Regions from separate parts of the Homo sapiens genome. Here regions 2, 3 and 4 are each linked to region 1. A link is a contact called in ENCODE Hi-C or POLR2A ChIA-PET data. All regions are on one chromosome and are shown on one strand. Each heading gives the region's core, a stretch centred on a gene start or an enhancer-like site at or near the end of the contact. The rest is flanking DNA. Distances are from core to core; before and after follow the strand shown. Region 1 holds the start of AIP (AHR interacting HSP90 co-chaperone). Region 2 holds the start of GLTC1 (glycolysis associated regulator of LDHA post-transcriptional modification 1). Region 3 holds the start of RBM4B (RNA binding motif protein 4B). Region 4 holds the start of CHKA (choline kinase alpha).

The links. Hi-C counts contacts between places; a loop is a spot of excess contacts on that map. ChIA-PET counts read pairs that join two places held with the same protein, here RNA polymerase II (POLR2A). Pooled maps may share reads with other maps.
Region 2: a loop to region 1 is called in a pooled map, with 8 times the contacts of the local background. The contact joins the promoter of GLTC1 here to the promoter of AIP in region 1. A Hi-C loop is called at or near these places in 8 of 50 pooled maps. POLR2A ChIA-PET finds 5 or more read pairs at or near these places in 2 of 52 experiments (A673 and OCI-LY7).
Region 3: a loop to region 1 is called in a map of naive thymus-derived CD4-positive, alpha-beta T cell, with 8 times the contacts of the local background. The contact joins the promoter of RBM4B here to the promoter of AIP in region 1. A Hi-C loop is called at or near these places in 1 of 168 maps with a recorded cell type or tissue (naive thymus-derived CD4-positive, alpha-beta T cell) and 6 of 50 pooled maps. POLR2A ChIA-PET finds 5 or more read pairs at or near these places in 2 of 52 experiments (HEK293 and activated T-cell).
Region 4: a pooled map shows a loop between it and region 1 (5-fold over the local background). The contact joins the promoter of CHKA here to the promoter of AIP in region 1. A Hi-C loop is called at or near these places in 2 of 37 single-sample maps with no recorded cell type and 5 of 50 pooled maps. POLR2A ChIA-PET finds 5 or more read pairs at or near these places in 1 of 52 experiments (Panc1).

Annotation. Positions count from the first base shown.
Region 1 is chr11:67,481,037-67,484,467 of GRCh38, reverse strand. AIP (AHR interacting HSP90 co-chaperone) reads right to left here and starts at 1,442. Exons shown (of 6, transcript NM_003977.4): 1 at 1,211-1,442. The coding sequence starts at 1,309. RefSeq lists an enhancer at 1,541-1,600.
Region 2 is chr11:68,029,184-68,031,883 of GRCh38, reverse strand. It overlaps GLTC1 (glycolysis associated regulator of LDHA post-transcriptional modification 1), which reads left to right and starts at 1,450. Exons shown (of 4, transcript NR_197583.1): 1 at 1,450-1,591; 2 at 2,464-2,600. ALDH3B1 (aldehyde dehydrogenase 3 family member B1) reads right to left here. Exons shown (of 10, transcript NM_000694.4): 10 at 2,608-2,700. It overlaps NDUFS8 (NADH:ubiquinone oxidoreductase core subunit S8), which reads right to left and starts at 1,203. Exons shown (of 7, transcript NM_002496.4): 1 at 1,151-1,203. RefSeq lists enhancers at 997-1,176, 1,168-1,462.
Region 3 is chr11:66,676,571-66,679,566 of GRCh38, reverse strand. It overlaps RBM4B (RNA binding motif protein 4B), which reads left to right and starts at 1,680. Exons shown (of 4, transcript NM_031492.4): 1 at 1,680-1,803; 2 at 2,476-2,899. The coding sequence starts at 2,488. RefSeq lists silencers at 1,478-1,757, 1,958-2,067.
Region 4 is chr11:68,119,727-68,122,910 of GRCh38, reverse strand. CHKA (choline kinase alpha) reads left to right here and starts at 1,523. Exons shown (of 12, transcript NM_001277.3): 1 at 1,523-2,083. The coding sequence starts at 1,734. It overlaps CHKA-DT (CHKA divergent transcript), which reads right to left and starts at 1,023. Exons shown (of 4, transcript NR_183630.1): 1 at 708-1,023. RefSeq lists silencers at 669-768, 1,119-1,548, 2,119-2,248 and enhancers at 18-784, 785-1,550, 2,399-2,528, 2,669-2,798.

The DNA of each region.
Region 1 (3,431 bases), core at 193-2,692:
CTCTTAACTGCCGCACCATGCTGCATCTCTGAAGTCAGTTTCCACATCGGTAAAACGGAATCAACAACAGTACCTATCTCACATTGTAGGAAATAAACGTGTGAAGCATGTAGCACAATGTTCGAATAGTGAGCACTCAATCAGTGCTGGCGATTGGTTATTTAACACCACCTGTTTCTGATCTTGGGGTGCCATTGTTCACATCTCTCCTTCTGATGTCTGTTCCATCCAGGATCCCCCTTGCCAGCCCCTTCTTCCAACGCCACCAACCCCCCAGCACATGGGGGCATGAACCCACACCACACATCCTGTCTCTTCTTAGAGAAGATATCTTTTCATACAGCGGATCACTCCAGCCATGCAGCTCCCCTCTGCTCTCAGGGCACTTATACTGCACTGGGCTAGGATGCTTAGCTGCCCGATTCGGCACGGTGCTGGCCAGGGGGCATGTGCTCATTTGCTCAATGTGCATGTCCTGCCTGACTGCTCTGCTGGGCACAGGGGCTGCCCCTGGGAGGTTCCCTACTCTGCAAACAAGTGGCAGCTGGGAAAAGCACTCCGGGAGGAGGCAACTACAGGAGAAGCAGGGAAGCCTGGAGTTGTAGGTTGGGGGAGAAGCGGGCAGAGGGGCTGGATCTGGGGGCCTGGCAAAAAGGAGAAAAGTGGGAGGTTCTTTACTTCCCAACCCTCATCTGTCCCAACAAGCCCCTAGTGCAGCAGGAAGGCTGCTAAAGAGTCCCTGTCTGGGAGACCTGACCTCTGGGCCCGTTCTCCGGCTTTGCACGTCCCAGGGTCTTGGTTTTCCACTCTAAACAGCGGCAGTTGGTCTAAGTGTTTTCAGAAGGCCCTTCCATCTACAAAGGATCATGAGCCTTGAAACCCAGATACCCGAGGACCACTCCCGGCCCTGGGTTTCCTCCAGCGTGGGGTCTGCCCAAGCACTGAGATCAACCCCCAACCCCAACCCGCTTGTGATGACTGACGGCCTCCCCCACCAATGCTGCTACAAGGCCGAGCCAGGGGGCGGGGCAGACAGGCCCGAATTCACCCCCTACTTAAATTCAGCCCAATCAGCGTCGAGTTCTGCATGTGAGCGGTAGGGGCAGTGGACGCTGCCCTCTGGGCATGCGCAACCTCTCGCCTAAGGCCTCCTCCCGCCTCGCATGCGCACCACGCCGCAGAGGGGGAGAAGGGTAGGGTAGACACGAACCTTGGTCCCATCTTGAAAGTCCGGGAGCTCTCCTCGGCCTTCCTGTATCACACGTTTTTGGATCCCGTCCTCCCGGAGTCTTGCGATGATATCCGCCATCCTCCTTCCCCGCTGCTCCCTTTCGGCAACTTCCGGACTCGCTCGGTAGCTTCCGGACTTGCTTCGGCAACTCCTAGCACCTCGGCAGCTTCCGAGCTAGCGCCATTTTGGTTGAGGGCAGAAGCCAAAAGGGACTGAGCGTGGAAACGGATGGTGATTGGTTCTCTGCGCTGGGGCTGAGCGCGCGCGTCTGCTCGGGGGCGGAGCCTAGGAATGTCTCGGGGCTGGACCCCAGCCTGTCAAGGAGGAAGGGCCGGGGTCCGCGGGCCGGGCGGGACGAGGACGTCCCTAACAATTGTCATTGAATTGATTGGGACTGCGGCCGTGTGGCACTTTGTTTGAAGTTGTGGATGGAATATAACAGCACTGCAGAGTTAGGAAAATGAAAAAAAAAAAAAACACCCGTAAGCCACACCCTCAAAGTGTTATGATTTTTGTGTATTTTCTTCCGGCTTTTTCTCTTTCGCATATCTAGTATGATTGTCGGGACTCTTGCATCCTGGATCTTCCTCTTTCAAAAAATAAAAAGAGGAAGAGGGAAAGAAAGGTGGAGAAGGAGACCAAGAGAGCCCATTGCGGGGTCGGAAATGAGTCATAGTTGTGCCCAATTAATATTAGGGAATAATCGATGAATGATAGAAATGAGGTACTTTAGCGCCGGGCGCGGTGGCCCTGTAACCCCACCACTTTGGGAGGCCGAGGCGAGAGGATCGCTTGAGCCCAGGAGTTCGAGGCTGCAGTGGGCCGTGTTCGTGCCACTGCACTCCAGGCTAGCCGACAGAGCGAGATGCTGTCTCAAAACAAAACAAAAAAAAAAAATTAAATTAAAAGAAAAGAGAAATGAGGTACTTTGGGGCTAAAACAACTTTTGTTTTTCTTTTTTTGAGACGGAGTCTCGCTCTGTCACCCACGCTGGAGTGCAGTGGCACAATTTCAGCTCACTGCAAGCTCTGCCTCCCGGGTTCACGCCATTCTCCTGCCTCAGCCTCCCGAGCAGCTGGGACTACAGGCGCCCGCCACCATGCCCGGCTAATTTTTTGTATTTTTAGTAGAGACAGGGTTTCACCGTGTTAGCCAGGATGGTCTCAATCTCCGGACCTCGTGATCCGCCCACCTCGGCCTCCCAAAGTGCTGGGATTACAGGCGTGAGCCACAGCGCCCAGCTGATATGAAACATTCTAAATAAAATACTAGGCTAATTGAATTCACTAATGTCATGTAAAAATGCATCAGTATGGGGCAGGTGTGGTGGCTTATGCCTCTAATACCAGCACTTTGGGAGGCCAAGGCAAGTGGATCTCCTGGATCTCCTTGAGCTCACAAGTTCAAGACCAGCCTGGACAACATGGCAAAATACCATCTTCACCAAAAATACAAAAAATTAGGTGGTGTGGTGGTGCACGCCTGTGGTCCCAGCTACTCAGCAGGCTGAGGCTGGAGGATTGCTTGAGCCCAGGAGATGGAGGTTGTAGTGAGCCAAGATCGCACCACTGCACTCCAGCCTGGGTGATAGAGTGAGACCCCATCTCAAAAAAAAAAAAAAAGCATCAATATGCTAAGTGAAATAACAGTACCAGTCACATACAGGAAAATACTGTATTATTCTACTTATGTAAGGTACCTAGAGTAGTCAGATTCACAAAGACAGAAAGCAGGGCCGGGCGCGGTGGCTCACACCTGTAATCCCAGCACTTTTGGAGGCCAAGGCAGGCAGATCACCTGAGGTCAGGAGTTTGAGACCAGCCTGGCCAACATGGAGAAACCCCATCTCTACGAAAAATACAAAAATTAGCTGGGTATGGTGGCACGTGCCTGTAATCCCAGCTACTCGGGAGGCTAAGGCAGGAGAATCGCTTGAACCCAGGAGGCAGAAGTTGCATTGAACCAAGATCGCGCCACTGCACTCCAGCCTGGGCGACAGAGCAAGACTCCATCTCAAAAAAAAAAAAAAATGACAGCAGAATGGTGATTGCCAAGGGCTGGGGGCAGGGGGGTGGGAAATGGAGACTTGTTCTTTGATGAGTGTAGAATTTCTGTTTTGAAAGACGAAACTGTTCTGGAAATTGGTTGCATAACAGTGTGCATATACTTAACGCCACTGAGTATACACTTCAAAACGGTT
Region 2 (2,700 bases), core at 201-2,700, 550 kb before region 1:
TCCCTCCCAGAGATCCTGTTTCCCACCTTTCTGCTCCTCCCTTCATCCTCCCCAAATCTAACCAAAAACAACATTACCAGCCCCCGCCAGCATGCACTGAGAGCGAACTTTGTTAGCTCTCCTCCCCCAGGAACCGTGCCCAGGGGTGGAAAGCGCTGCCATCCTATCCTTACAAGGACTCCACGAGGGAGGCACAAATAAGGCGCTGGGACTCAGTTTGTTGAGTGACTCGCTAGGGCTGGGTGTGGTGGCTCACGCCTGTAATCCCAGCACTTTGGGAGGCTGAGGCAGGTGGATCACCTGAGGTCAGGAGTTTGAGACCAGCCTGGCTAACATGGTGGAACCCCGTCCCTACCAAAAAATACAGAAATTAGCCAGGTGTGGTGGTGGGCACTTATAATCCCAGCTACTCGGGAGGTTGAGGTAGGAGAATCGCTTGAACCCAGGAGGCAGAAGTTGCAGTGAGCCCAGACTGCACCACTGCCCTCCAACCTGGGCGACAGAGTGAGACCTTGTCTCAAAAAAAAGATAAAAAAGTGACTTGTCGGAAGTCACACGATAAGGAGGTGGGCCGAGGATCGGAACCCAGCCCTGCCCTGCTGGAAACTCTTCAAGGCCTGAACAGTCCTCGGTACCACATTCCTTTCCCCAGCTTCAAGGCCCTCCTGGAACTGTCCCCCAGCCTGCCGCGTGACCTTGGGCAGATGATGTGACCTGACCTCCGTCTTCTCACCTATGAAGTGGGTTGGGGGCGGTTGGTCTTGGGAATTAGGGGAGCCCGTACATGCCAAGGGCACCCCAGAGCCCGGCACTTAGCCGGCGCTCATAAGAGCTCATCCCACGACCTGTGAACCCCCTAACAGGCCCACTCCTTTGGATCACTGACTGCAGTTCCAGGGACCCAACCCAGCACCTTCCCCACCTTCCCAGTGATCTCCGACCCTAACTAGGCCGGTGGCGCAGAGCGGGCGGCGCATGCGCCCTGAGAGCCGGCTCCCCGCTGCACCTGAAGGACACGGAGGCCGCGGATCCTGAGTGAGCCGAGGGGAAGCCCAGGCGCAGAGCTGGCGGCGCCAACGGGGACACCACACTCGCCCCCGACGCCACGCTGCCCAAGCCCGACTTTCACGGCCAAAACGTGAACACCCACCTTGAAGCGCCGCCGCTACTTGCCTTGCCAAGCAGGCCAGTCAATCGGGAGGCGGAGGCTACACTGTAGGACGCTGCCATTGGGCCAGCGGGTTCCCCCTTTTCTGTATTGATGCTTCATGGTGTGGTCTGATTGGCCAGCAAGGCTGCTGAAAGAGGCGGGATTCAGAAATATCTTTCTTTTGATTGGCTAGGAGAGACCGGCGCTTGAAGTTTGTAGGGGGCCGCCATGTTGGTTTGGGGAGGCCAATAAGTGAAGACCTCCGAGCCGCTGGAGGCGGGACATCCGGGGCGTGGTTTAGAAAGAGTGCTTTCGCCGTGGGTGCAGAGGGTGGGCCCGCCGGGTTGGGTGGGGGGCGTGTGATGACGGTAATGGCGACGAGATGCTCAACTCACGCGGCCTCTTTTAATCCTCACAGCAGCTCTGCGTGGAGAAACTACAGTAACGTGTTACCACGTTAAGGCGGGAAGCTGAGGCATGGGAGTATTTAGTAACGTTCCCGGGCCGTAGAGCTGCGGTGTGCGGCCGCCTGATCCACCTGATCTGTATGACTCCCGTACTCAACCAGCCTATGTTTCCTACCAGCGAATTTTTTTTTTTTTTTTTTTTTTTTTCTTTTTTTGAGACAATCTGGCTCTGTGGCTCAGGCTGGAATGCAGTGGTGCGATCTCGGCTCACTGCAGCCTCGACCTCCCAGGCTCGGGTGATCCTCACTTCTCAGCCTCCCGAGCAGCTGGAACCACAGTCGCCTGCCACCACCAGGCTCGGCTAATTTTTGTATTTTTTGTAGAGACGGGGTCTCGCCATGTTGCCCAGGCTGGTCTGGAACTCCTGGACTCAGGCGATCCTCCTGCCTCGGCCTGCCAAAGTGCTGGGATTACAGGCGTGAGCCACCACGCCGGGCCTTTCCCCGGGAATGCTGTGGTAGAGGGACCCGCAGAGGCCCCGAGGCTGCCTGCATGTGTGTGTTGGGAGGATCTGCGCTGAGGGTAGGTAGGAGTTGGGCAGGCCAGGACAGGAAGGAGGCAGAGGGCATGTCCCATGCCCGTGCAGAGGGAGGACACGCATGGTAGACCAGGACGAGGACAAGGGCAGGCTCAGTGTGTGCAAAGGGGACAGTGGTTTGGGATTTGCATGCAGATGCCCGAGCCTCCAAAGGACCTGTGGGCCACAGGGAGACCCTGGGGGAGTTCAAGCTGAGGAGTGGAGAGGGCTTTGGGCTGGTCAGCAGGTGCTCAGAGGAGAGGGGCTGGCCCTAGAGAGAAGGGAGGTCTTGGGATGGTGGCCCACACCTGACCCTGGCCCTTCATCAGGTGATTCCTGCGTGGATGCCTGCGGGGATTCCTGCGTGGATTGGGGAAGTCCTGCAGCATTACAGAATTGTTACCCAACGCCAGGGCCTTGGTCCAGAGTCCTGTTGCTAGATGCACAGAAAGCAAATCACTGAGATGTAAGTATTGCCAGGGAAGAAGGCTTTATTCAGGTGACATCAGCCAGAGAGACAGGAGACGAAACTCAGGTCCACCCCTGTCCCTCTTCCCGACTAAAGT
Region 3 (2,996 bases), core at 431-2,930, 810 kb after region 1:
ACGCCTGTAATCCCAACACTTTGGGATGCCAAGGCCAGCGGATCGCTTGAGGTCGGGAGTTCGACACCAGCCTGGCCAACACGGTGAAACCCTGTCTCTACTAAAAATACAAAAATTAGCTGGGGGGTAGCGCACGCCTGTAGTCCCAGCTACTCGGGAGGCTGAGGCAGGAAAATGGCTTGAACGCAGGAGGTGGAGGTTGCAGTAAGCCGAGATCGCACCACTGCCCTCCAGCCTGGGCGACACAGTGAGACTCTGTCTTTAAAAAATTAAACAAAAAATAAAAATAAAATAAAATTGGAAGGACAGTGCCTCTTCTGAAATGGCTGAGAAACAAAAAGAACTCAGGTAAAGAACATATCCAAGTAGCTGGGGTGGAAGAGGGCAGCCTGGGGAATGTGTCCCAGATGGTATCAGAGAAGCCATTATGGAGCCACTAAAATGAGGAATGGTGGCTGACAACCTCCCTGGCGGGCTCTACTAGGAGATAAACCCAATCCATCAATCTCCATAAAAGGCTACTCTTTGCTGGAAGGTGACAGTGGGGAATCAGCCTAAACTTCTTTTTTTTTTTTTTTTGAGACCGAGTCTTGCTCTGTCACCCAGGCTGGAGTGCAGTGACGCCATCTCGGCTCACTGCAACCTCCGCCTCCCGGGTTCCAACGATTCTCCTGCCTCAGCCTCCCGAGTAGTTGGGATTACAGGCGCCCGCCACCACGCCGGGCTATTTTTTGTATTTTTAGTAGACACGGGGTTTCACCATGTTGGCCAAGCTGGTGTCGAACTCCTGAACTCGTGATCCGCCCGCCTTGGCCTCCCAAAGTGCTGGGATTATAGGCGTGAGCCGCCGCACCTGGCACGCCTAAGCTTGTTTTTACCGCCAGGAGGTGCCCTTGGACCACAGCTGAATTTTGAATGCTAGACAGTCGGGAAACTCAGTTGCCTAGACTTCCAGCTTGGTGTGTACGAGGAGACCCTGTCCCACCCAGAACTAGGGACCTCGCTGGGCCTCTCCACCAAGTATTCCTCTGGCGTGCTCACCACAGACCAGGACTGTGATGGACACACAATGAGTGAGAGAGAATCAGACCACGGATACTCACGAGCAAACAAAACATGACTAAGCGTAGCCTGGGTAGCAATGCCTCTTAGGCCTGTCCCAGTTCTGCCAGGTTATCTTTCTGCCCCTTGGTTCTCAGTTTCCGTAGCAATAAATAACACCTCTGCAATGACAAACTTTAAAATAATGTTTAAAGCGCTACAAAACAATGACTAGTTTTGCTTAAAATGTGGCGCACCTGTATTTTTGAAATGTTGCCCCAAGCTGCCACAGAAGCCGGCCAGCCCGCTACAAAAGCCCCTTTTTAGGGCCCTCGGGGAGATTCCTCTGTCATTAGCTCCCCGCCCCCCTCAAAGGGCCCAAGAGCAGGACCCATTGTGGTGAGCGACTCCCCAAGGCCTCCGCTTTTCTAGGCAGTGGTTGCGTTCAGAGCCCCTCTGACGCAGCAGTGGCGACCCTTTCCAGGGTGGTGACTGGCTGGCTGGGGCTGGGGGTGGGCTGACCTCCGCGGCGCCGCGCCACCACCAACAGGCCCCGCCCCCGTGCTGCGTGGTCATTTGTATGCAGCCTCGGGATTGGTCACTCGGCTCCCGCGAGGGGAAGGGGAGGGAAGCAGCGCGCACTCGCGCGTGCGTGAGCTGGCGCGCGAGAAAGGGCCCGGTCGCGTCCAGGCTCGAGCGGCCGTCGCCATTTTGTAAGGTTCTCTCTGACGTGGGAGCCGCCGTCGCTGCCGCCACCCGGAGGTGCGAGGGGGTCGTGTGTGTGTGATGTGGGGAGCTCGGGGGCGGGTCGGGCCGGGCCTCCGGCAGACTGCACGGCCCGGATTTGGGTTTCTCATTTTGCAGCGGGAGGTCTGGGAAGACAACGGGAGGAGGCGGGGCCGGGTCTCCGGAAGGAGGCGGGGCAGGGGTCGGGTCGAGTCTTTGTTGGGGCGAAGAAGCTGGAGGGTGGGCCGCTGGGGGCGAGGTGGTTGGTCCCCGGTTTGGGGGAAAGGGGACTTTTTTCTTTTTAGAGTATCTTGAAAGGCGCTAGTGCGCGCAGGAGAGGTACACAGATTTCCCTCCAAAACCTTGTTACCAGGCGCACTGCGATTGATGCCCCTTGCCTTTGCTTGGGCTTTTCTCTTCCCTCATTTTAAGACATGAAGCAGCTAATTCTGGTATTTCATTGCGCTCCACTTCACGGAGATGATAGACTGGGCTATGCATGCTGACCCTCGACCTCCTGTTTGCATGTCACGCATAGCTCGCACTTCTCGAGAACAAACCGCCCTTCTTCTATTGAGGAAGAATAATGAATGTCTGTACGAGGGTCTTGAAGGTGCAAGAACTTTGGAGGATTAGACGAAAATGCTGCAGTGCACCGAAATTTCCCACCACACCCCTGACTTTTGAAGTCTTGTGTTTCTCTCCCAGGCTCTTGTCAGGATGGTGAAGCTGTTCATCGGAAACCTTCCCCGGGAGGCTACAGAGCAGGAGATTCGCTCACTCTTCGAGCAGTATGGGAAGGTGCTGGAATGTGACATCATTAAGAATTACGGCTTTGTGCACATAGAAGACAAGACGGCAGCTGAGGATGCCATACGCAACCTGCACCATTACAAGCTTCATGGGGTGAACATCAACGTGGAAGCCAGCAAGAATAAGAGCAAAGCTTCAACCAAGTTACACGTGGGTAACATCAGCCCCACTTGTACCAACCAAGAGCTTCGAGCCAAGTTTGAGGAGTATGGTCCGGTCATCGAATGTGACATCGTGAAAGATTATGCCTTCGTACACATGGAGCGGGCAGAGGATGCAGTGGAGGCCATCAGGGGCCTTGACAACACAGAGTTTCAAGGTGAACTGCTCTGGGCCTGGGTAGTAGCGCCGAGTGGGGTCTAGCTCAAAACAGGCAAGAACACAAGACTATAGAACTTGCTGGGTGGTCTCTTCCA
Region 4 (3,184 bases), core at 274-2,773, 640 kb before region 1:
CATTTTGCGTGGAGCAAGTTCAGCCAAGTACACACTCTAAAAGATTTTTGCGGCCGGGCGCGGTGGCTCACTCCTGTAATCCCAGCACTTTGGGAGGCCGAGGCGGGCGGATCACGAGGTCAGGAGATCGAGACCATCCTGGCTAACACGATGAAACCCCGTCTCTACTAAAAATACAAAAAAAAAAAAAAAAAAAAAAAAAAAATTAGCCAGGCGTCGTGGCGGGCGTCTGTAGTCCTAGCTACTCGGGAGGCTGAGGCAGCAGAATGGCGTGAACCCGGGAGGCGGAGGTTGCAGTGAGCCGAGATCGTGCCACTGCACTCCAGCCTGGGCGACTGAGCAAGACTCCGTCTCAAAAAAAAAACCAAAAAACATTTTTGCTTCTGGAAGACTGTGAACTCCCCACATAGAAGCATTTCCTGTGTATCAGGCACTGGATTTCCTAAGCCCCTGGCAGCCCAGGAAACCTCCTGTTTCAGCTCATGTCCCATAAAATGGGATCCATAATTTTTATATGTATCAGCACCTCACTTCTAGGAAGGACGGGAGCAGTGAGGGACATGGGGCAGTGTGTGGCAAACGGTAGCAGGGGCCCTTGCCCCTCTACCCCGGCAAAGGTGCGTTAGTCACGGTCACAAGGCTGTTTCCTGCGGGGGATGGGGAGGCAGGGGCAGCGTCCACAACGCCAGTAGCCCCGTGGCACGCACCTTTGGCCTGTGCTCTGGGCAGTTGCGGCGGCCCCATGGCGGGGATGATGCCCCTCCCTCGACGGTCCCTGGGCCTCCAGCCCTGAACTTCTAGGCCCGAGCATCCTCAGTACCACGGACAGGGAAACTGAGGCTGCGGGAGGCGTGCAGAGGGCTGGGCCCCGGTAGCCGGCGTGCAGCCGGGCCCAGCCTGGCCCACCGTGTGGCCTCGAGCCCGTCACCTCTTCCCTCCTTCAGACCTCGGTTTCTTAGTAATTCTTCGGGCTCCGCGTTGGACAGGGCGAGACGCGCCTGTGGCAGCGCTGGGAAATGTTACAAAATCACACCCACTGAGCCCCAGGAGGAGGCTGCTCGCCCAAGGTCACGCGGAGAGGGCAGTAGCCTCCAGACACGTTTCCTGCCTGCCCCTGCCAGGCCCGGCCTCTGATGTCACGGGGCTTCCGAGGGGTCCAAGGAAACTTTCAGCTCCCAAAGCCAACCCCGGGGTCCTCCGAGGCTCAGGAGCCTCCCTCGCTCGGCCCAGTCCGGCTCCGTCCCACCGCGGAGGCGCTCTCCCGGCGCCCCCCGCGCCTCGCTCCCCTCTCCCCCTTCCCTGCGACCGCCGGGGCGCCCCCTCGACGCCCCGCCCCCTTCGCCCAGGCCCCGCTCACGGAGGCCGCAGCGCTCTGGGTTGGGGGCGGCGCCGCAGCCAATGGGGAGGCGGTGTGGCGAGGGCGGCGGCGGTTATGATGCGCCGGGCCGGCGGACGGCGGCCAATCAGTGGCGAGCGCGAGGGCGGGCTGTGACGCGGCCGGCGCTCCTCGTGCGGCGGCGGCAGAGGAGCGAGTGCAGCGGCCAGCAGCACATCCCCGCTCCACAGTCGCCGCAGTCGCCGCAGCCGCCGCCGCCGCCCCGCGCGCCCAACCGCCGCGGCCCCCTGCCCCGCCGGCCTGCCAGTGAGAGAGCGGCGAGGGGGCGCCCGGCCGGACTCTGAGCCTAGTCCTCTCGCGCTGCGGCCGCCCGCGCCTCCTCGGCCGCCTGTCGGGCATGAAAACCAAATTCTGCACCGGGGGCGAGGCGGAGCCCTCGCCGCTCGGGCTGCTGCTGAGCTGCGGTAGCGGCAGCGCGGCCCCGGCGCCCGGCGTGGGGCAGCAGCGCGACGCCGCCAGCGACCTCGAGTCCAAGCAGCTGGGCGGCCAACAGCCGCCGCTCGCGCTGCCCCCTCCGCCGCCGCTGCCGCTGCCGCTGCCGCTGCCCCAGCCCCCGCCGCCGCAGCCGCCCGCAGACGAGCAGCCGGAGCCCCGGACGCGGCGCAGGGCCTATCTGTGGTGCAAGGAGTTCCTGCCCGGCGCCTGGCGGGGCCTCCGCGAGGACGAGTTCCACATCAGTGTCATCAGGTCGGTGGCGCCGGGTCTGGGGGCCGCGGGACAGTCAGGTGACGCGGGGCGGGGCCGGGGCGGGGTCCGGGCAGGGGGCGTGGGCCGGGGGGGTCGGGGGCCGGGGGAGCCGGGGCCGGGGCGGAGGCCGGGGACCGGGGACCGCAGCCGGCGAAAGCCCTCCTTCTCCCAGCCCTGGGTAATCCAAGGGAAGCGGGTTCGCGGCCGCCGCAGGCCGTCCACAAACAGGCTTTTGTAAAAACGTCGGTTTCATGAGAAAACGGGTCTGTTCTAGGAGAACAATACCGTTCCATCACGAAGTGCGTGTGGTACTGACGCTTAAGATAGGTCTAGAAAGTCTCTGCGGTTTAGGGCCTTGAATGAAGGTGTTGTGGCTGGCTTTAAAAACACAAACCACTTTTTAACTTTTTTCTGTTAGTTTTTCGAGTTCGCGATTTGATGTCTTGTTCCCTCTCCAAGAGTCATTGTTAGTGGAGGAGTAGCATTTTCTCATCCCCTAAGAGACATCACTATAGCTGTGTTACTAGACAAAGGTGGGAGGCGTGGCTCCTAAAATAAGAGTAAGGTAGAAATGTTTTTTCCTTTTTTTTTTTTTTTTGAGACGGAGTTTCGCTCTTGGTCCCCAGGCTGGAGTGCAGTGGCGCGACCTCGGCTCACTGCAACCACGGCCTCCCGTGTTCAAGCGATTCTCCTTGCCTCAGCCTCCCGAGTAGCTGGGATTACAGACACACGCCACCACGCCCGGCTAATTTTGTATTTTTAGTAGAGACAAGGTTTCTCCATGTTCGTTAGGCTGATCTTGAACTCCCGACCTCAGGTGATCCACCCGCTTCGACCTCCCAAAATGTTGGGATTACAGGCATGAGCCACCGCGCTCGGCCATTTTTTCCTTTTTTTAAACTTGAAAATATTTAATCTTAAATTTGAATTACAGAAGTACGCGTGTAGGTATTCAGACTTAACAGAAGTCTGACCTTCTTTCACCACTCTGCTCCGAAGACATAACCATTCAACGTAGTGTGTGCATCCTTCTATTGAGACCTTTAAAGATGTGTTCCCGGGCCGGGCGCAGTGGCTCACGCCTGTAATCCCAGCACTTTG